3 separate regions of the Homo sapiens genome follow, and regions 1 and 3 are each linked to region 2. Evidence: chromatin loops called from intact Hi-C (ENCODE). Cell type or tissue: GM12878. All regions are shown on one strand.

Region 1 (8,000 bases), 210 kb after region 2:
TCTTTGAGAGAGACCGACTTCATGCTGAACTCAGCATGAGGACAACAGGGCAGGACACCAATTAGTGGAGGCATTTGCACCAACTTGACGGAACCACTGTGCAGGGAAGTTCACGGGAACCAAAGCAATAGCAGAAGCATGTCCTTTGGCAGTAAATAATTAAACTGGAAGTAAAAAATTTATCCTTCATAGATGGGAGTTTGATTTATATTCAAGAAAATCTTCAGCCTTCAGAAAATCTAAGCAGTTACCAATCCCACGTGATCTTGATGAAGCCATGAGAAATTGCACTGTTCTCCTGTACTGCACTTTCTATATAATCTAAATTCACTTTTTTGACCTTCAGCAGAATAGGCATGGAAGCAGAGGTCATGACTCTGTGTTAGCGTAGTATCAAATAGATGCTGTCAGGACCCCAAATCCCTACTCCCTGAAAATAAACACCACTTGCTTGTCTGGCCAGCTAACGCCATATTTTTGTAGTTCACAAGTTTCATTTAACTATAATTTTTAAGTATTATATTTGCTAAGTTTTTACAACATGAATTGTTTTTAGAGAAAAAAAGAGTGAGATAAGTAGCCATGTATTGGCTGTGTTTTTTCTAGTACGTGTTTTGCTTTTAATAGTAATTTCCAGATCTAATTCCCTCTTGGCCTATTTCCATTCAGAGTGCCCAGCTAGAAAATACTAAGAAAAGATCACAAATCAAATGTCTTATGATAATATCCTCAGAAATTTTAAACAGCTCTAAGAGATTTGGCCTCAGACCCAAACATTTACATGATCGCTCAATTTTAATGAGGTCAAACAAGCTGCTTGGCATCTGGCCAGTGCTCAAGGTCTTGGCCTGAGTGGGGAGGGCCATCTTGTTCTTACAGAGAACGTTAAGACATAGTGACAGGTGATAATGTAATGCATGAGGATGCTGCCCTTGGCCATTTCATCTTTTCACCCCTCTGGATTCCCAGAGGCAACGTTTTGGCCAGATGTAAACACTTTTACCAGTAGCTAAGGATCTGAAGAAGAACCACATTTTGCAGAGAAGCATTTTAAAGGATTTAAATAACCCCCTAACATTTGTCACAATGGGTTCATCAACCTGAGAAAACAAGAAAGAAAACAGACCTCTGGAAGTGCTAAGCAGAGTGATGGAGGCTACTAAGGAGCCAAATTAATACAGCTGTATTTTCATCTTGATTTTAAACAGCCAACTCTTGAGTATTAAAGTCACATCAAAGATATATGTTCCTTTATAACTCCTCCATCTTAAATATTATCTTTGAAAAAATTAAGTTATTCTTGAGTAGACTGTTTTTTCTTCAAGTAACAGCAATGTATTTAAGTCTACTTAAATCTTATTTAAATAATTTACTAATTCTATAGGGTTGTTCATTAGAAACCAAGATTGAATTTAAAAAAAATTTAAGGAGAGCAATCTCAGATGTAACTCACTTGGCAAACAATTGCTTATGTTTTTCATTCTAATTATCAATATGAAATTTTCATCTTAATATCTTGCTTAGTACAGAGCCTGCCATGATACCAGTGAGGGGCCTTGTCACCAAATGTGGGAAGGAGCAAAGCACCTATAAACAATCTTAACACTCACTTTTACAATAAAGCATTGAGATTAATACATATATATGGTGTATTAGTCTGCTCTCACACTGCCATAAAGATACTACTTGACTCTGTAATTTATAAGGAAAAGAGGTTTAATTGACTCACAGTTCTGCATGGCTGGGGAAGCCTCAGGAAACTTACAATCATGGCAGAAGGTGAAGGGGAAGCAAGAACCTTCTTCACAAGGTGGCAGGAGAGAGAGAGAGAGAGAGAGAGAGAGAGAGAGAGAGAGAGCACACAAGGGAAACTGCTAGACATCTATCAAACAACAGATCTCATGAGAACTCCCTGACTAGCATGAGAACAGTATAGGGGAAACTGCTGCCATGATCCAACCACCTCCCACCAGGTCGCTCCCTCAACATCCAGGTTTTACAATTCGAGATGAGATTTGGGTGGGGACACAGAACCAAACCATATCATACAAGAACCCAAAGGTAAAAACAGTAAAATCATTCTCTACTAATATTATGTTACCTTAGAATCCACAAAATCCCACTTTTTCATACATTTAAAGGGTTATGAAGAAAGAGTTTTAAATCACAGAAATGAATATTAAAACTTGTTTCAGTTGACTTGTAAATAACAGTAAACTACTTTATTATGGAGGTTGTGAATGTTCTCTAACAGAATTTCAGGCCAGGCATGGTGGCTCACACCTATAATCTCAGCACTTTGGGAGGCTGAGGTGGGCAGATCACTTGAGGCCAGGAGTTCAAGACCAGCCTGGCCAACATGGTGAAATTTCATCTCTACTAAAAATACAAAAACCAGCTGGGCATGGTGGCACGTGCCTGTAATCCCAGCTACTTGGGAGCCTGAGGCAGGAGAATCGCTTGAACCTGACAGGTGGAGGCTGCAGTGAGCCGAGATCGCATCACTGCACTCCAGCCTGGGCAACAGAGCAAGACCCTGTCACAAAAAATAAAAATAAAAAAGAATTTGAGAAAGTACTCATTATAAAATGATGTTGAAAATATAAAGCAAACAAAGTGAAAAACTCAATGGCTCTCCTAATTCCTAAGAAGAGAATTACCATATGGATAAGCAGTCAAGTGGGAAAAGATGACTATTTTCTGAGACCAGAGAGAAGCTCTCTAAGTCCCTCTTGTGTTAAGTCTGTCCTACTGTTGAGAATGTGTTTATGGGGTAGAAATTATTTCCCCATCTCTAATATTCTTTTACCATGCACTCAACAACCTAAGGATATGGTCTTAGGTTGTAGAGATCTTTGAAAGTTACTTTTCTGTGTCACTACAAGCATGCAGGCCGAAGACCAGGGTTGTTCTATACTAGGAGCACCCTCCATCAGAACTTTCTGAAATGTTAGAAATGCGCCATAACTGTACTGTCCAATATGTCAGCCATTACCCTCATGTAATCAAATGTAGCTACCATGACTGAAGAACCAAATTTTTTATTTTATTTTTATTTTATTTTAGCTATTTTAAACTTAAAAAGCTACATGGGTCTAGTGGCTCCGTCATTGGATAGAACAGCTGCAAAAGCAAACATAAAGCTTGTGGGCTGATAATCAACTAGATCTACTAAAAACATGTGTCAGTCTGCACCATAAAGAATAAACTATTCCTCTTTGAAGCATCTATGTTAGTTCTATCACCGCCATTGTTTCGGTTCTTTAATATCATCTGCTGTGGATCTCTAAAAACTGGGAAATTGAAAGCCAGGGTAGAAAATCTTATCAATTAAATCAGCACATTCCAGGTGACAGAAAATATTGGGAACTTGTTCACTTATCCACAGATCACAGGTGTGAAACTTACGTCATGTAGTGCATTGTGCGGCCCTCTTCATACATGTGGCAAACTACCCCATCAGCAACTATGAATAACAAGAGTTTTTATTTGGCTTAAAGAAAGAAATATAAACTTGACTTAATGAGAGTACTCTGACCAATGGAGGAGTTCTTTTAAGAATCAACTGTTTTTACCTCCCAGATAGACAGTCCAAGAAGAAACAGACTTAGTTACATAAAGGAAAATAAAGATCAGATGCAAAGAGTTTCTTTCCAACTTCAATATTAGGCAATGAAATGGGTTCCCAAAGGGTGACTTCAGAATCTCTAACACAGGACATTGTCATACAAGCCATCTGGTTTAGCTTACTGGTGTCATCCACTACATGCTATTTCTAGAATTGGGTATTTTATTTTAGCTGAATATGTTTGGTTGAGTATCTTACATAAAGGTCTTGCTATATTTTTTTCCAGACTTTGGACTCCCACATAGTCTAGTGTGTATGCATAATTATTTCCTTAAAAGTATAAGTTCAGAGTTAAGGTTAATAAGACCTCATATATGTTGGTACTAAGGTTGTTATTTAGTTGTAAAGTGTAGCAATGTGATTGGCACTGTATTGAGGTGCAAAAGATACAGTTCTTAACCTAAGGGCATAATCCAAAATCTAGCCAAGTGAAAGATAAAGATATGATTATAATTTTATTATTCAACACTTCTATTTGTAGAAAAACTCTAGGAAAAAAAGTTTTTAGAAGCATTATTGAGCAGTATGAAATAATATGGATTTCAACTTTTAAAAATTAGGGGTAAGAGAAAAGAAATAAGAAGGAAACAAGTTGACATATTGGGCAAGAATTTAGAGAGAGTAATAAGCTTGGTATGTGTTTATTAGCAGTAGACAATAAGTTTGGAGGATTAATTATTAACTGTAATGCAGAGAATAAAATCCTGCTATGGGCTGTATTTATTAAGCGCAGTTTTGACAAGCAATAATTATGTAAGCACAACATTCCCTTTCATAATTAGTTGGGTTTTTTTTAAGCTTTCACCATTCACAATTTGCCCCCAAAATGTTAACCATAATACAATACCACAGATGCAAAACATTCAGGGGGTCTTCGTGCACATTTTCAGCCTTCTGCAAACACACTCTGCCCTCAGGAATCAGTGAATCTTTGAGACAAGCTCTCCCCTATACCATTGCCCACCTGCACCCCAGGCCACAAACAAAATGGAAGATACAAAACGAGGTGATGCAGGATGGTAAGAAAGAGAGCTTTGGGTAGTGACCAAAGAGAAAGTAGATCTGAGAGACTGCAGGTGATGAAAGAATTAAAAATCCGAGACAAAGAAAGAGCTAGGAGGGTCAAAACTTCAGGAGCCCTGCTTTCCTGTCTCCAGTCCTTGATCTGGCTGAAACTGTGCAGAAGTGAAAGCAAGGGCCTGTGACAGGTGACTCTCTCACAGTTCTTTCTGCAAGAGACCATCTGACTCCTGCCACCAGTGTGACAAAGACCACATGGAGGTCTGGGCTGAAAATCAGATCACCAGCCTCTAGCAGGTAAGGCTGCTACTATTAGATTTGCCCTAAGACTGCTGGATATATTTTATGACAGGTACCATTGGGTAACTCATTGGTTAGGAATGTGGGTTCTGGAGTCAGACTGCCTGAGTTTAAGCTTCAACCCACTGCCTGGCTGTGTGACCTTAGGTAAGTTAATTACACTGCCCAGGCCTCAGTTCCCCTAACTATGAATAGGACACAGTGACACTGACCTTGTGAGTACTAAAGGAAATTGTGTTCAGGAAAATGTTAGAGTAGTGGCTAGTTTGCTATAAACACTCAACAAATATTATATTACTCATTGTTATTTGTAACTTTCTGACTCTCTTGGAATAGTTTAACTGTATTTTCCATAACAAACAAAATTACTGATATTTAATGGCTGCTGAACTGACAGACATGATGGTTTTAGTGGTTGGTAAATCTCATTAAACAGGTTTCTAATAGCCAACTGGTATTTAATGAGCATATTGATGGTCTTACTGTCTTTAAATTAAACCCTATTTCAACCATTTAATTTCTGTTTATAACATACTTCCATCCTTTTAAAAGAAGCATATAAAGCTTCTCTTGAAAAGAAAAATGTCCATTCACTTTTTTCTTCCCTGTTTTATTGACTGCCTAAATTCTTAGTAGCATTTGGGCAGACACTTCGTGCTGTTCAAGCCTATTGAGTCATGTGCTGTTGTGAAATTATTGTCTACCTAACCACAAATGCAATATGCTGGTATAACTTCCTCTTTTAAACAGTTTTTGATTGTCAGACAATCCTAAACATATTCTCTTTTCACTTGACAATGCAATTTTATCTATATGCCCTTCTTTCTTATTTTCCTTTTTGTCTTTGCCCCTTGCAGATGACTTCAATTCCATCATTACTATTCCTGTCTACTTGCAATATCAATATTATTTATCATTGTGTTGATGTGTGCTTTCTTCTATCCCATACATCCTATCAGTATAAACTCTTTCATTATATTGATTAACCAACTCAGTTTATGGCAGTGTTTCTTTATCTGTCATCAATTGATTATCACACATTCATCAGGCACTGGATAGAATTCATAGGATATGCCACAAAGTGAGAAGGGGGATCATTTGCTTCAGAGAAGACACATTTACTGATCATACTGCAAAGAGCAAGCTGACCCCTGCTTGAGATCTTACAGAGAACTACAGAAAATTCACAAAAGCCCCCACAAAAGAGTCTGCTGTGACCATCTGTCAAGTTGTCAGCTGTAAACAACTGCCAAAATGCTAGATCACCTCACAAGGAGCTGTGAAGTAACATCTTTGCTGCCTTTCTTACTTCTTCCTTCCTGGCACCAATCCTTGAAGAGCCAGAAAACTCTGCCGGTGAATTGGAGAAGGAGTAGAAGTAGTATTAGACTAGGTAATAAATCTCTTCCACCCCTACTTCAACTTCTGGCTTCCCACTCACAGCAGACTCAAGCTGCCAGAAAGGAAAAAAACTTCAACTTTAACACAAGATCAAAGTTTTTACAAACACATGCTTCTGACAGTTAAATTACTAAACTGGGGCAGTTTTCTGTGACCTGAAGTAACAAGAAAACTGTATTACTCAACAGTGACCAGAAACATCATGGAATCTGCCTAACTTTTCACAAAGAAATGAAAAGGCTAAACTTACAAACTACATTTAAAAGGATAGAGGGAGAGAACATTTAAGCTACTTCTTGACTATATTCCACAAGTCATCTCTGTTCAATATATCAGCTGTTTCTTGGAAGAGAAAATGGTGATATCAGGGTACACGATGGCTTCCTCAAGAAGAAGCTGTCATGCCCAGGCCAAACTCAATGACAGCCCTTGAATTCATGGAAATTATCCCAGGCAGAACACACATCCTTGTCATCACTGTCAAGGATTACTGATTACACTATCGCATTTCATCTGCACCTACGGACATAAGAAAGCATCAAACTACAAGTCTTTTCATGTCCCCAAGCTGCTAAAAAGGAATCATCTAAAATGCCTCTTCCTGGCCTCCCAGGAAGGTGTTGTAGAGATTCTCATGAAGAATTATTATTATCTCTTTTAAATAATAGCTCGGCATTAACAGAAAATTTTCTCTGTATTATTGCCATCACTTAAAGACAGAACTTATGACACCACAAATGACCCAGAGAAAAGGTAGTTCTAAATCAATGCAAAATAACAAAAGGATAAAAAGCATATCCCCAGAGACACACCAGGAGATGCACACTGTGTTGCATTTATTAAAATGCAGGTGTAAGCATAAGGCATAAAATGACAATATTAAACCAAGAGTTTAAATTATGTAGAATATTTTATAAGATTATAGCTTTAATTTCCTTTGGGGAAACTAAGGTGGAAAATAGTAGTTTCGTGAGACTGTTCACTGTTGATTTGAAAGCCATCTGGCTAATCCGTAGCATTTATTTTTTTAATGAATAAATGAAAATCAAAAGAAGGATGCAATATTATTCAAGAAAAAGATTTGTGCTTTGAAAGTTTTAAAATAATATTGCAACTCCAAAATTACATGTAAATCCCTCAAAATAGACCAAGTAGGCACGTTCTCCCAATCTAATGTCTATTTAACTCCATTGAAACAGGTGATCTATTTCTTAATATTGCCTATGTATGGGCAAGAAATGTGGGTATTTGCTCTGTTTTGTTTTAAATAGAAACTTCTAATTGTATTTTCTTTCTCTGGGAATCACACCTCCAAAGTGGTACACTGTAGGAAATAGGACAATCCTAGGGGCCATGGGCCTTCGTGAGAGGTATAAGTCTTGCTCCATCCCATTTCAGATGTGCAAGATGTTTACTCTGACACGGCCTATGTATCTTTAAGAAGCTCAAATAATACTAATTCAATGCCATTCCTAAGTTATCAAGAGGATCCAACAAGTCAGTGAGCATACAACTGTAAAGACAAAGTAATCTAAAATGGAGATTATTTTATTCTTTTTGTTATAGTGTTTCAATGAGGAATTATATTTCAGTAAAGAACAAGGAAAGTAATAGAAAAAAGAAAGAAAGTATAATGCTATAAATAAGGACC
Region 2 (8,000 bases):
GAAATTCGGGCATTTGGACCACCAAAGTGTATTCACTTTCAAGCATGTGGGTCCCTCAACTCTATTACTTTTAAGGAAAATCATGGTTGTTTAATATAAAGTTTATTAGAGCTTTTATCAAACTAGTATTTCTCATGTATTCTTTAACACTACAGTTTTATCTATCATAAAGAAGGGGGCAAACTGATTTCATGATTTTTATCACTTTTCTGTGTAACATGAATTGTAATGTCAAGTGAATGTTTTCAAATCGTTTCACTGTTTGGGAAATAGAATTTTAAAATTATGTATTATTTAAAAGAAAACAGAAGCTCACAATAAATTTCCCTAAAAAAACTTTTTTTTATAGAGAAGGAGGGAAGGTAACCATGCCTCAGATAAACAGAAACAGACTAACAATCTTACTATCAGCCAAATATACTACACAGATATTAGTGAGAAAAATAACAGCTTAAAATATAAACAAAGGAGAAAGAGTCTAATCTTGTTGCAATGCACAGCATATCCAGTAATTTCTCTATAATTATTCTTTTTTAAAAAAATTTTCTTTTTTTTTAAGATAGAGTCTCACTCTGTCGCCCAGACTTGAGTGCAGGGGCACAATCTCAGCTCACTGCAACTGCTGCCTCCCAAGTTCAAGCAACTCTCCTGCCTCAGCCTCCCAGTAGCTGGGATTATAGGCACCCATCACTATACCCAGCTAATTTTTTTATCTTTATTAGAGACAGGGTTTCACCATGTTGGCCAGGCTGTTCTCAAACTCCTGACCTCTAGTGATCCTCCTGCCTCGGCCTACCAAAGTGATGGGATTACAGGCATGAGCCACGACGCCCAGCTGATAATTAGATGGAATTAAGCAATAGCAAGTTGGTTGGGGTATGGCAAAATAGCCACTAGCTTCCATTCTTAGGTTCCATTTCACTTTGACAGAGGGAAGGGGGTGGGGAGGTTCTCTTGGCTGTTTTGGCATAAACAGCCATTATTGACAGAGGAGAGCAGTTGACTCCTTCAGAAGAGCTTGGTCCTACACAGTTAACTCTAGGTTTCAGGTATCAAAGTGTAAGAGCCACTGGGTGAACTGATAAAAGCTATTAGGCCATGCCTGAGCAATCTTTCTGGAGGCTTTAGACGCACAGCGCAGATAGCATTACTAGTAACCCAAGATTAAGGCAAATGGCACTTGATAATGAAGGGAATTAGAGGAAGGAACCAGTAGGCCACGGATATTTCAAAGCCTCTGTGTTCTTGTGAGGTATCCACCAATCCTAAATGCAACAAAAGCATAATTTTTAAGCTGAGTAAAAATGACTCACTCTTAACAAAATTAAGTTCTATTCTTTCTCAAATGTTAGTACATGTTTGTTATGACTAACGAAATACCATTTACAAGAGTTACTTAATCCTAACAGCTTTTTGTCATATATGCTCTTTTCAATTAACAGGCATTAAGTATGTGAGAGTCTGCTATTTTTATTAGTTGTAAATGGTCTTCAGTCGAAAAGGTCTTGGATAGTCTTCTTTTCTTATGGGCTTATTTTAAATTGGCACTTACAACCAGTCTACGTCACACATACTTGCTTTATTTGAAATTGTTAAATGGAAATCTCTAAAACATGTGCTTAGAAGCATTTTTGTTCCGAGTGATAGGCCTCCCCAGAAATGAAAATGGCCCTATAATGATGGCAGGCAACTTATGTTTGTATAATCTACAAAGCACTGGCAAATACATCTTATTTTATCTTTAAATATATGCATGTCATTTTAAATCGTTTGTGGAATGAGAAGGAGCATGGGCAAACAAAATTTACAACAACCCATGGAAACAGGAAGTAATACCCGCAATTTTTAAACAAGAAAACCAAGGCTCAGAGAGGTTGAGTGACATAACCAAGGTCACAAAAGTAGTAAGCGGGAGGGCTGGAACCAGAACCCACCTCTTCTGGCCCTGAGTTCCACACGCATGGTATATCTTGTCACAATGTCATGGCTGCTTTGTGCCTGCTTTAACTCTAGGTACAAGGCCCCCAGGACCTTTACATGCTGACAAACATGTATTATATTTTATATAAATGAGGCAAATATTAGAAGACTAATTGTCATGGTGTGACACATTTTAAGCCAAGTATACTTTTCTTCACATCTAATAGTAGAAATAGTAGAAAAAACATTCACACCACAAGTAAACTTGCAAATAATGCAGAATAAGGTGCATTTTTTAAAGCATGCTTTGCAACTCTATCATGGAGCATCAGAAATGACTATTGTTTCCAGTGCATCATTTTCGCTAAAAGTGATCCTTGCTATGAAAATGAAATGAGTAAACCTAGCTTGATTCTCCAGAGAAGTCAAGGAGACCTGAAGGTTAGAAGGATTTCTGACATTCAGCCCACATGAGTGGTCTGAATTACATGAGTAATTCTCTAATCGTCTGAATTTAGGATATTTCAAGATTATTTTATAACATGAATACAGTCTTCTGAGATTTGTGCAAGTCCAAATAGATCATATACACTCCCCTCTGTTGGACACATACAATGGTGACTACAGAACTCATGGATCCCGGGGCATCTAAGCTTGTCTTTGTGCTGTGGGGCTAGGCATGAGGATAGGCAGTTCTGTCAAAACCTACATTTGTGTGTTCTGGAGAGAAATGGTTGATGCTTCACATTTCTATTTAAAAATTCTAAATATTTTAACAAATGTACTTGGCATTCAGAAAAAAAGAAAGGAGGGAAAGAGAAAAAATTAAGAAGAACAAAAAATGGCAAATACCTTAAAATGTAAGATTTAAAACATAAAGGGAAACTGGGGACTATTTCTTTACATACAATTGACATGGAGCTGTAATTTATCTCAACATAAAGTACTTATAATTATATTAAGTACCTTTTGATTCAAAGCATTTATTTTTGAATCATACTTGTTTCACATTTTCTTTACAGTGACCCTGTAAAGACCTTGAAAGCTTTTCTGTAGGTCTGACCCAGAAATGACGCAAACATCTCTCACTTCTCTCTTTTCAACCCACCAATTTACTTTTTTGCAGAAGTACTCTATCTTATTACCACAGCTGTTAATTTTATTCTACCCTTCAAACTTCAGTCATGTGTTGCAGACAAAAAAAGTAAATGAGTACATTTCAAAGAAAAGCTATCCGTATTTTTCATTCACATGAGTTTTCTTCCATACATTTTGACATACTTTCCCTGACTCTTGCTCACACTAAACTCTCCAGAGACCCCTTGACATGGAACAGTCCTATCTGCCTCTCTGATTTCTGACATTTCTAGCAGGGATTGAAGTACAAGTAAGCGTTCAAGAAAACAAATAGTTTTCCAGACATGAAAAAAATTGGACTACAGATGACTGAGAGCATCTGTAGAAGAACACACATTTCTTTGTGTGTTTTCAGTGATTTTGCCTCACTGTCATTTAGTGCTATGGCAGTAACTCTAGTTTTCTACTGAGTGGGAATTTGGCTATTAAAAACATTATAAATGAAATGTATTTGAAGAGACATAGCACATAGTTGCAGGGAAGGCATAGGTGGTCACTGAAAAAAATATAGCAAGAGAAAGAAAACATTCAATAAGCCTATTTATGAACATTTTTTAAAGGTCTGTGGTTCATGTTCATGCTTAATGATGATTCTGGGCCAAGGCTGAACAAAGTGATGGGCCGAGCATATTGTTACATAAATGTGCACAGTGATCTCACTGATTTCCAGCATCAAACACCTGCCCTCTGCTTCTTACTGAACCACGGCAAGGCTATGGGTGTTTTCACTGAGACATTTTAAATTTCAATACCACTGATGTCTAATCTAAATCTCACCATTCTCCATTGTCCACAGATGAAGAACTCCATAAAAGAAGAGAAGACAGAGAGACCTGTAGGGAGATGTAAGAAATGAACAGACAAAGATTAAAAGACTGCAGGGTTGAAGGAAGCTCATGGAAAAATGTGCAGAGATGCATAAAGGAAGGAGAAAAGTGCAGCAAAGCCACATAGAAAAATGGCCAGAAGGGTCACTCTTAGCCACCACCACACAGAGAAATGAACTAAAATGAAAACTCACAACTCAGGAATATGGAATAATAAGCAATCAGAAACATAAATATAAGCAGTTTTATCTATTCATTATTTTTATTCTACTATTAGAATAAATTCATGACTAAATAAAATTATTCAGCAAAATGTAGCTTGAGAGTAAATTTTCATTTGCTTGCATTTCATACACACAAAAAATTTGCATTGTCTGCATCTCATTTTTTCTCATTTTCTAAAGACTTAGAGTTTGTCTTCCAGATACATTACAGTTATCCATATTTATCATGGATAAACACAAACATATTTGTAGGGAAGTTCTAGTGTACAAAAGCAAAATTGGTTTTAAATAAAATACTAACAAAAAACTAAGAACACAAAATATTTTAATAGTAATAAATTAAATTTTACACTGATGTTCAATTCTTGTATCTCTTAGGTTGTTTTTAATTTTTTAAAAAAATTTATTATTTTCCTCAGGATTTGGTCTACACAACACTAAGATAATGCAACATTTCGGTAAACGATTTTTATAATAGTGTTTCTAAGATTCAGATTTACAGCTCAGACAACCAACTACTCACCAAAAGTCTGTTTTCTCTTTCCAAAGTATAAGTTATTTATGAGAAGCAGCTACCAAAACAGACACCACATTTCCCAGCCCCTCTTTTATCTAGGAGGGGCAAGTGACTCATTCTTGCAAACAGAATGTGAGTAGATGTGTCATTGAAGACCAAGGTGGTTAAGTGTGTCACCTTGTGACATTCTTTTCCTGAGTGAGCTAGTTGCAAAGGACCTATAGCATGACAAAGCCACATGATGAAAGGAATACGGGTCACAGAATAAACGTGAAAGCCTACTGGTGGCCAGGGACACCAATAATGGAGTGTTATATAATTTTTAAAAATAAACTTTTGATTGTTTAAAGCCATTGAAATTTTGTGGGTTGTCTGTTGTAACAGCTAGCATTATTCTAACTAATAAAAGAATGAAGGACCTCATTATATCAAGACTTTTTTGTAGCTTTTAATTAGTCTATACAAGACTTAAAGTGGGTCCTCATTAAATTTTATTGTATAGTATATTATTTATGAGACAAGCATATGATATAAAATTATTAAAATGATGTCCTAAATTACAATATCAAATAAAAACTGATTTTCATCTTTAAAAGCTAGGAGAGAAAATAATTATTATTCTTACTTCCCCAAAACAGAGGAAAGATAGACCCCATTGTTTGCTATTTTGAAATTTAAAAATCTGTTGCATTTCTGAAAACTGCCACCCATCCAACAAAGAACAAAGTACAATTGCCTCTTGTTTTGCCCAAGGACTCATAATAAGACAAGCAACGTTAAGTAAATATACTCTTATGCTAAAAACAAGGCAACATAAAATAGATATATATGTTTTGGCATGGTAAATGGGAATGAGGTTCAAAATTCCCTTAGACAGTAAACGCATGTCTTAGAAGGAACTGACAACACTTATACTATACACACACAACCAGGCCCCATCACATTTCTGCTGCATAATAAGAAATGAAACAAGTAAACATGGAGACATTCAATCCCACCAAACGAACTACTGCTTCTACCACCCAAAATTGCCTCCAACATTTCTGACCAAAAAAGGCAAGTGCAACTAATATTGATCATTTCACTTTGATATCTAGTGATCAACTAAACAACTGGCTTTCAAGTAGGGTGCTCTGGGAATTAGAATATAAGATAAGCAATGGGATTATAGACTATCCTGTTCTCACTCATTTCAACCAGATGAGTCCTCTCTTACTAGTTTTATGTATTGACATTCTATCAAAGAAAGATGTGTTCCAGTAGTTGAGGTAGGTTTTAAAATCACTGTTCTAGATGCTCAAAGTCATGTCTTTACATCACTTTGTGGACCCAATGCTGGCTTCCTATAGTTTAAAATATATAGGAATTGGGCCTGGTGCAGTGGCTCACACCTGTAATCCTAGCACTTTGGGAGGCTGAGGCGGGTGGACCTGAGGTCAGGAGTTTGAGACCAGGTTGGCCAATATGGTGAAACCCCATCTCTACTAAAAATAGAAAAATTAGCCAGGCATGGTGGCAGGCACCTGTAATCCCAGCTACTTGGGAAACTGAGGCAGGAGAATCGCTTGAACCCGGGAGGCGGAGGTTGCAGTGAGCCAAGACTGTGCCACTGCACTCCAGCCTGGGCAACAAGAGTGAGACTTCATCTTAAATAAATAAATAAAATATAGATGAGTTGGCTTTATAAAATGCCTAAATATGAATGATTATATAGGTATGTATGCACATATTTGACCCTAAAATTGAAAATAATTTTTCACTGCAATAAATCTCTATTCATACTCTTAGAGTAATTAAGGGAAAAATAATTTTAGCAAATGAAGCTAATGTTAGTAGGAAAAGTATAAAATTGATAGGGAAGCCAATAGAAATGGCCTGGCTTTAGTTAAAGTGGTAAATCCACATGCCAAGGCCACAGAGGACATGACATAGCAGCTGAATGGAGCAGAGGGAAAGGTGGGAAAGAGAAAAAAACAGAGTTGATGGGCTAAGCACCCTGCCAGTTCAGAGAGATAATATGTCACTGTCAAGAAAGTGGTGATGAAGACTCCTGGTTGGAACAGTTGACAGTTTCCTGAAAAGGTCACAAAGGCTCTCAGAATGGCAGAACCTCCTGTAAGCCCTCCCTCTCCTCTCCTCAGGCTGTCCATTTATAAAGATTCATATTCCCCGCAGAAATGGAAATGTTGTGATCTTTTATCTTTCAGCTCAAAAGTTAAAACTTTTGAAAAATAAGCTTTTGTGCATTCATTTTGTATTTACTAATGCCTTTTCTTAGACTACAAAGATTCATGTCCCTCTCTTTAGGAACATTTTTCTCAAGTCAAGTGCCACTATCTAATGGCTCAGGGACTCTCTGCCCAAGGGAAACAAAAGTGGTTCATACAATTGTCCATCTCTTAATTTCTCTTTGCTTCCATCATTTCCCTCAGCTTTATACTCTAAATTCCCACAACCAAGAAAAATGTCTATATATACCATCCCAAATGTAAATTGTCTTTTGGTGACATCTTTTCTCTGGAGTTCTGTCTCTGATATTTGTATTCACTTGATTTCACAGAATTATGGAAAAGTCTGGGTCTAGTCATGTCCCCATCACTAGCAGAAACACAGATTACCAAATCTCTCTGGACTTACACTTCCCCATGAGTTGACAAGGGTGTTGAATTAATGAAATCTAAAGTTCGTTTTCTTGAAAGTTCATTATTTAATAATTTTAGCACATAAAGCTAATCCCTAAAGATTGTTTAATAGAATTCTTTGAAAACTCAGTTAAGCCCACTTGCTCATGTAACAGAGCATCCTAAGGAAGTTTCTGCATTTATTTTGCTCTGTCATTCACAGGAGAGAATAGGATGCCAACTTTACAATCTCTTCTCCTGTCTTCTGAAGATGTGATTCTGTCCTCAAGCAGCAGTACAGCACATCAAAGTACCTTCCATCATTATAACTTCAAAGTGTCAGCCTGGCTGAAAAATAATGATCATTACAGAAGATCATTTAAAGGATAAGTGATCTGTTCACTCTTCTGCATTCTAAAAAGGCTGTCTGTGGGATCAGGTCAGACCTCTGGACGGTCACATACATTGACTGTATTATTTCACGTAATGTCTTCATAAGTCACTGTATCTTACAACCTTAGCTTTTATCAAAACCTTATTGCAAGAAATGTTTTTAAAACCATCTGAATTTCAGGAGGATATTTCCCATTGCATTTATTAACATTCTTTATATCAAGTTCATTCATTTAATCAATGTTTGTTAAATATCTTCTATATGCTAGACATTATAATAAGCAAAGGGATAAAGACATCAGCTACACACAAAAATTCATCCTCTCACGGAATCTAAAATTCAAACAGAACAAGACATGGA
Region 3 (8,000 bases), 150 kb after region 2:
CTTACTGACTGCGTGAGGGGCCCAGGAACTATTAGAGTGTGCATATAACAGTGTGTGTCTCTCTACTTCCCAGGCTCCCTTGCAGCTGAGTTGGCCATATGACTGACAGCAAGCCCTGGAATGCAGCCAGAAGTGATAGAAGCCTCTTTCACACCATGCTCCTAAAATATTCCAAGAAATTTTCCAAACCTACTCTTTTTAGTCTGTGCATCTGGAAGTGAAAGTTTTAGAAAGGGTAAAGTCACTTAATGGAAAGGGCCCAGATCTAGCCCCTCGGAGCCAAGCTGTCCAACTAGAAATTCTGCATTAGTATTTGCGAGTGAGTATTAACCTTTGTCGGGCTAAGCCATAGAGAATTGTTTTAATTGCAGTCAGCCTGATTTTATAGTGACCTTGGATCCAGAATATTACTTAGATATTACTAGTATCTACTTCATAAAGTCTCTGTGAGGATGGAATAAGATAATGAACTCAAATGTAAAGCAACTCCTTCTTTACATGAGTTTGAGTCTGTAGTATAAAAATTGTAAGTTATGTGTTTTATGATATATGCCTCTAAAAATAAATACACATGCAATTATACACACACACACACACACACACAAGCATATATATATGTTTGTAAACTTACACCTCGCTCAGTCCATATATTCCTCCACTGTGAATAGAAATGTATAGAAAGCAAGCGGTCTTTAGGGTGGCTATTTGGTGGTTACCAGACATAGAAAAAGAAGGTAATAAAATATAAATTTTAGGACAGTCTTTCGCTGATTATGCCAGACTCCTACCAGCATCTTTCCACACCAGATCAATGGAACAGAAAATTCAATCATGTAGACTCATAGAATGGCAAGCCCACAGGGTGAATGAACTCAATATAGCTCTTTATATCGAAAGCCGAGAAATAGAGAATTCAGGTTTGTGTCTCAATATGATAGCCTCTGCATGTTACTATAAAGCAAATGTGAGCTTTTCCCAAGATAGAAAACTATTGTGACTGATTTCTGGGACTTTTAGAAGCCCCTCTATATGCAACTGAATTAGATAGCCAAAGAACTCTTCCTAACAGTGGTTATTTCTGCATCAGGTGGTAGAAAATGAGGATCACAATTTTAGAAAAGATCCCAACACTTTCTCACTAGAAGTTACAGAAATCATCAGAATGACTAGCATAGGTAAAAATCAGTTATACCTATAGGTTTTCAGAAGTAAAAATATGTCTTTTGGATTTGCTTTTTTTTTTTTTTTTTGGTTAAATAAATATGTATCCTGGAACTTAAAGTAAAATAAAATTAAAAATTAAAAAAAGAAAGATGGACAAAGTACACTAGGCAGTTAATTAGCACAAATAAAATACACGTTGCCAATAAACAGAAGAAATAGTTAACCAAAAAAATTTTCTAAAATTTAGCTTATCTTGAGGCAATCTGGGGAGCTTGGACATTGGGTATATACAAATACCGGGGCTATTTAGGTAATTGTATCACAGGAACCCAGCATTTTTCACTTTTCTCCAGCTCTGTTAAAAAGGAAGGAAAAATGTGTATACTCAGTACAACATTCACTTAATGCCACCAATTCACTTAATGCATTGTTTACATGTGCAATAGATACTAGTTACAGTGTTGAATATAGAAATGTGTACATGTGAGTTATATAGTTCCTATCCAAAAGTCAGGAGGCCCAAGACCCAGGAAGAGTTGATGTTCTTTGTAACATATGACATCAGATCACAAAAAATACCAGAATAGTTTTGTTATATAATTTTCTTGAGTACTAAAATTTTATAAAATTATTCTATTTTTAAAATATGTTATCTTAACATACTAATATTTTGAAAAATTACTTGGCTGTATTAGATATATTCCTATGCATATAGTTTTGTAGGAATACCATAACAAAATATCAAAAGCTGGGTGGTTTATACAGCAGAAATGTATTTTCTCACAGTCCTGGAGGCTGGAGGGCTGCGACCAGGTAGCAGCAGGGTGGCTTCTTCTGTGGCCTCTCTCCTTGGCCACCTCTTGCAGTGTTGTCACGTGGTTTTTTCCTCTGCACATGTATCCCTGGCATCTCTCTATGTATCCAGATGTCCCTTTTTTGCAAGTACACCAGTTAGATTGGATTTGGGATCCACCCTAATGGCCCCATTTTAACTTAATCATCTTTTTAAAGACTCTCCAAATACAGTCAGTCTGAGGTACTGGAAGTTAGAGCTTTAACATATGAATTTTGAGAGTACACAATTCAACCCCTAACGCTATATCATGAATTAAATAATATAGGAGAATATAATAGAATAATCATGGACTTTAGGGGAAATTATATTAGAAACAGATTCCTGGTTGATCCAGAAGTAGATGCATCCCATGGTGGTTTTTAATCCAATGGGGGTCTTTGCCACTGGCTAAGTCATTTAAGAATATGCTGAGTGTCTTCTTCAGGCCAGATATTGTGGCAGGAGCTGTACAGGTCAGCTACAGTCCCTGTCTTAAAGAAGCTCAGAACCCAGTGAACACCCAGGAAAAGACATGAACAATAAAAATTTAATGTAATAATAAATAAGCACAACCATAGAAGAATAGACAGGGCATTAGAAGAGCAAAGGTAACTATCTCATTCTTCCTGGAAATAAGGAAATTTCCACAGTATAAAGGACACTTGAGTGAAATAAGAAGTTGAGCAAGAAGAAGAAAAACGAAGAAAGAGCATTTCAGAGACAGGAAGCAACCTGGGTGAAGTTTAAAAAGTGGCAAATTCTTCTGTATGCCTAGATGAAGATGTAAGCTAGAGAATAATGATGATTTGGTCAGAAGAAGGAAGGGCCTGGTGTACTCTCTAATGCACTTGGACATATCTAGTGTAACGCTGCCAAATAGAACATTCTGCAATGAGGGAAATCTTCTGCATCTGAGGTGGGTTAGATAAGGTGGTCATAGCTCTCTTAAAGAGGAACAAACCACCCAACAGTGCACAAACCACATCTTGGGCTCATGGTTAGAACATCCTGCCACAAGCTGGTAAAAGAGAAGGGGAGAAAGTCCCCAAATTTTTACAAGCACAGAATCCCATGATCAGTGTCTTTGGGCTGACCTATGCTCATTATAATAGTTAAAAACATTGCTATGTAGAGAATTAAGATGCTAAGGAGGCATGCAATATATGTACTAGGATGGCAGCAATAGTGCATATGTGTCCAGAAGACCACAGACAACATGCATAGCAACAATGCCCATTCCCATCCCTTCATGAAAATCATGTAAGACTCTCATAAAGGGAGTTTCCCCAGCATCAGTCGGTGCTGTCTTACTTTTGAGCAGCCTACTTTGATCAGCTGTCAGAGTGCACTTTTACTTTCCAATAAACTCCTTTATTTTTTTTTATTTTTTACTTTTTTGAGACAGAGTTCTACTCTTTTTGCCCAGGCTGGAGTGCAATGGTGCGATCTCTGCTTAACACAACCTCTGCCTCCTGGGTTCAAGTGATTCTCCTGCCTCAGCCTCCTGAGTAGCTGAGATTACAGGCATGCAAACCACGCCCAGCTAATTTTCATATTTTTAGTAGAGATGGGTTATCTCCATGTTGGTCAGGCTGGTCTCGAACTCCTGGCCTCAGGTGATCCACCCGCCTCGGCCTCCCAAAGTGCTGGGATTACAGGTGTGAGTCACTGCACCTGACTTCCTTTGTCTACTTTTATTTGGACTCACTGTCAAATTCCTTTGTGTGATGAAATCAGGAACCTGAACTGGCCCACCGACAACATGTCTGTGCTGTGCAGTATGGTAGCCACTAGCCACATGCAACTATTGAGAATTTGAAATGTGTCTTGTGCCACAGAGTAACCCAATTTTTTAAAAATTTTATTTAAATTGTTTTAAATTTAAATGTAGACAGCCAACATGACTCATGACTACTGTATTTGACAGTGTAGATTTAGAAAGGGTTTTTTATCTTTTTTCTTCATCTATACTGTCCACATGCATAATACACTCCAATCAGATACATTTTTCATTACATGTGAGATGTGTAGCACGATGTTTAAGTGGAAATTTGGCTATGAATATATGGCAACAAGTATTAGAAACCAAAATGAGTTGCAAAATAGATCACCAAGTCAGGGTTCTTCAGAAAAACAGAACCAATAGGATGTGTGTGTGGATAGAGACAGAGCCAGCAAGCTGGAGTTGCAGGAGAGCTGAAGGTGGAGCGCCTGTCCAAGAGCCGGCAGGCTCATCATCCAAGAAGAACTAATGTTTCAGTTTGAGTCTAAAGGCAAGAAAAAGCTGATGTCCCAGTTTCAAAGGAAGCAAGGCAGGAGGAATTCTGTCTTACACAGGGGAGGGTTGGTGTTTTTGTTCTATTCAGACCTTCCACTGACTGGATGAACCCATCCACATTAGGGAGGGCAGTCTGCTTTCCTCCGCCTATTGTTTTTAGTGCTGATTTCATTCCAGAACACCTGCACGGAAACACCTAGAATGTTTGACCAAATATCTGGGCACCTGTAGCCCAGACAAGTTAACTCATAAAATTAACCATCACACCAAGTGAAAGTAAAAAGAGTACTTATTAGAAACTTAAACCTCTCATGCATGTGAAGAACATAAGAGTTTAGACAGCAGTTGTGGAGAGAATTAGTGGGGACCATAGAGAGAGCTACTCATGGGTTAATCTGCTGTGAGAAACACCAGCTCCAAGGGAAAGGATCTGTTCACCTCTCACCTCAACCCTAATGAGAGAGCTTCAACCGAGAGCTTGGTAGGTGTCCTTGCTATTGGAGTGACACAGTGGATTGAAGTCTGATTCCCACAGGGAAAATTCAAAAAGCAGAGTGGGGCTGGCCAGCTGTTCCAAGCAGGAGGAAGGAAGGGGAGGCAGCATATTTCAGTTGCCTGACTCCCAACTTTGGTTGACACAAAGCATGCAAGAGTGTTTGCTGTAACTAGATTTGGGCTACATGTGAACTCCTTTATTACAGGGTCACCCATAGGGGCAAACAGGCCTCAGCATGACAATGCTTAAAATACAGCATTCCTAGAGTCAGAGAAAAGTATATCACCTGCATCAAGGGAAATGTAGATGAGTGCTCTACATCTACATGTACTCTTTAGAAGTCCCAGTGTTGAGACTTCTAAAGAGAACCACAATTTCAGCAACCAAGAAGAAGAAGGCTTTTAACTTCAGCCATGTCCTGAGAGTATGAAATCAACTTTTGAATATACCAGTCAAGTAGGATATTTCCAGCCCACATATCACTTCCTCCACTACATTTAAAACAATTAGAAACCACACTTTTCAACTTGAGAGAAGAGCTTGTCCAAAATGAAAAGTCTGACCACATCCACTTCCCCAACTGCAAGCTTTCCACCAGTCGGCCTTAGTTAGGAAAAGAAGAATAGCTGTAATCTGAGTGCAGTTGGACATTTTACCTGTAATATGAAACTAGACAAATCCAAGAGATGTCTAAGAGGCATAACTGAAGGCTTTTGATGAACATATTTTATGTAGGTAGTGAGGAAGACAGGGTTTTGAATATTATGCTTGGGTTTCTCCTTGTGTAATTCTCCCCAGCTATATATATTTGATGATCCTATGACTTTGTATTACCTAAGATTAATTACAAAGGTCAGTGGTATGGTGGAGTTTTCACCAAGAGCAGAGTAAAAACTAGCTCCAAAGAACAAAGCATTAAGGGACCATGGAGAGAAAAAAAAATCACTCTGTATCTAATAGTTGTGCTTATTTGTGTACCAGATACTTACACAATGGTATTCAAATGGTTGATCAATGAGGGGGAAGGGGTATGATCCCTAAAGCAACATCTTAGAAACTTGGGCTAGGTGAGTGAAAATTTACATTTCAGTAGCTCAAAATGCCTTTTTAGAAAGATTGTGATTCTCTCAAGATGAGAATCTCTCCTATGAAGGATGGGCAGCCGTTACGTGATTATTAAAGGAAAATGACATAAACAGCCTTGTGTTTTAGAAAGCCCACCCTGATACTTATGTGGGAAATAGAGATGGGCTAACTTCAGACTTTAAACAGAAACACCTGCTGGGAGATAAATGCAATTGTTCTGGTGAAAGTTGACGAGAACCTGAGCTAAGAAGATAAGATAAGAAATGCAACAAAGGGAAGAATTTCCGGAGATATTTAAGAGGCAAAATTAACAGATCTTGATAACAAAATCAGATGTAGGTGATGGGAAAGAGAGGCTTTGAGGATGATGTTCAGGTTTCTGACTTGGGTAATTCTTTCTAGCTATATTATAGTAGAAACTCCAGAGGCATGAGCTGTGGCTTGGATCAAGGTGGTCCTTATACTTATCAAGTTAGAGCCAGTCCTGACTTTACGAGGTGGGCGCTCTGCTATATCACATCACTGTATCATATTACCTTCCTGTGATAAGCAGAATAAGGGTCCCACAAAGATGTCTATGTTCTAATCCTGGAAACTAAATATGTTAGGGTACCTAGCAAAGGGAATTAAGGTTGCATGTGAAATTAGGTTGCTAACCAGCTAACCTTAAAATAGGTGTTGCATCCTGGATTTATCCAGGTGGGCCCAATGTAATAAAAAGGCCCTCAAACTTGAAAGAGGGAGGCCGAAGAGTCAGTCTTATGGTGATACAATGTGAGACTTGAACAGCCTTTGCTGAATTTGAAAATGGAAGGGAGCCAGAAATGGAAGAACATAGGCAGGCTTCAAAGCTGGAAAAAAAAAAATCACATTTTTCCCTAGAACCTCCAGAAAAGAATATAGTCAAGCCAATACCTTGATTTTGCCCCAGTGAGACCCACTGCAGACTTCTGACCTCCAGAACCGTAAGATGATAAATCTGTGTTGTTTGAGTCCACTGAGTTTGTGGGAATTTGGTACAGCTGCCCTGAGAAACAAATGCACTTATCATTTATCCTTTCTCAGCAAATCCCTACTCTCAGATTCATCCACATTTCTAATTTGTTTACGTCTAACTAATGCTTTATTTATAGTTTTCTTGACTTGTTATTTGCAACTTATTTAAACAGTATTATAAGCTAGTCATTGTGTGCCTACTGCTGTGTAACTATCACTGGAGTAAGTTAAAATACCAGGTGTATTCCCTATGAAGAGTTAGGCCCATCAAATTATCTCAGTGCAAACATGAACAATAAGAACACCTTGTGTTGCAGTCCCTTTTTTTCTGCTTATCTGATCGCCGTACAACTAAAACATTTCCCAAGTAATAAATAATTTAGTTATAAAATTTGGGCAGCTTTCTGTCATAAGATATAATATTTATTTTGCTGCTGAATTAATTAATGTTTGGGAAATGCCGTGTAAATGTTAGCTCTTATCCTCTTCTTATTTATAGTAAGTACATAACCTGAAACTTTAGTCCATGCAACAGAAAATGCTGTGGACTGTAAGTGATAATGATGGATTATTTGTCCTTATGATTTTATCTGTAACCTGCATATAAAATTCAGAACTTGAAATGATGAAGATAATATCTCTCCATCCTAGCTTGGCCCAACACTCATGAAATGCAGATGTGAATGATTTTTGACTGGCAGACTTCAAAATGAATATGCAGCCACTACAACTTTATGTAACTTTAAAATTCTGGAAGAGGAATGCAAGACTCTGTCCAAATTGTGTGTTTGGGGCAATGAGAATATTATATGTACAGTCCAAAATATATTTCCAAATACAGGTAAACAAAGGCTATTTTGATTCTGTTTTAAGGTCGCAAATAGTCTGTCATGGAGTTTAGATTGTGAGTCTCCCTGCTAGAAGATGGGTCGCAATTGGAAGAGCGCTTTATATTCCCTGCGCCACTGCCAAATGATCCTAGAGGTTAACAGAAAACAGCAATGGGGCTTCCAAAGACAAGGACTGAATCATATACTTGGTAAGACTAGGAATGATGAGAACATTGTATTCTTCAAACAAAGTAACAGCTAGACAGACAGGCAAAAGAACGAAGAATCTGGCCTCCAAGTAATCCTTAATTATAA

What was found. Peaks named below come from ENCODE experiments on the same cell type or tissue, not always from the same donor. Only the 100,000 strongest peaks of a DNase experiment are listed, where the experiment ranks them.
Region 1: it touches region 2 in a loop (3-fold over the local background); 9 of 110 quality-filtered maps call a loop at or near these places.
Region 3: it touches region 2 in a loop (2.6-fold over the local background); 2 of 110 quality-filtered maps call a loop at or near these places.

What each region holds. Positions count from the first base shown.
Region 1 is chr4:138,400,714-138,408,713 of GRCh38, forward strand. All of the region lies in intron 2 of LINC00499 (long intergenic non-protein coding RNA 499), which reads left to right. Among named protein-coding and RNA genes, the nearest start is that of LINC00498, 92 kb to the left of the region's middle. RefSeq lists an enhancer at 4,907-4,966. In GM12878, no CTCF peak of the experiment used is centred here; DNase peaks (open chromatin) are centred at 4,908 and 5,678; H3K27ac peaks cover 1,328 bases.
Region 2 is chr4:138,187,526-138,195,525 of GRCh38, forward strand. The region is part of intron 6 of SLC7A11 (solute carrier family 7 member 11); the gene reads right to left. Among named protein-coding and RNA genes, the nearest start is that of SLC7A11, 51 kb to the right of the region's middle. RefSeq lists an enhancer at 3,144-3,203. In GM12878, no CTCF peak of the experiment used is centred here; DNase peaks (open chromatin) are centred at 3,036 and 4,777; H3K27ac peaks cover 2,577 bases.
Region 3 is chr4:138,338,939-138,346,938 of GRCh38, forward strand. The region is part of intron 1 of LINC00499 (long intergenic non-protein coding RNA 499); the gene reads left to right. Among named protein-coding and RNA genes, the nearest start is that of LINC00498, 30 kb to the left of the region's middle. In GM12878, no CTCF peak of the experiment used is centred here; DNase peaks (open chromatin) are centred at 3,013 and 5,255; H3K27ac peaks cover 1,491 bases.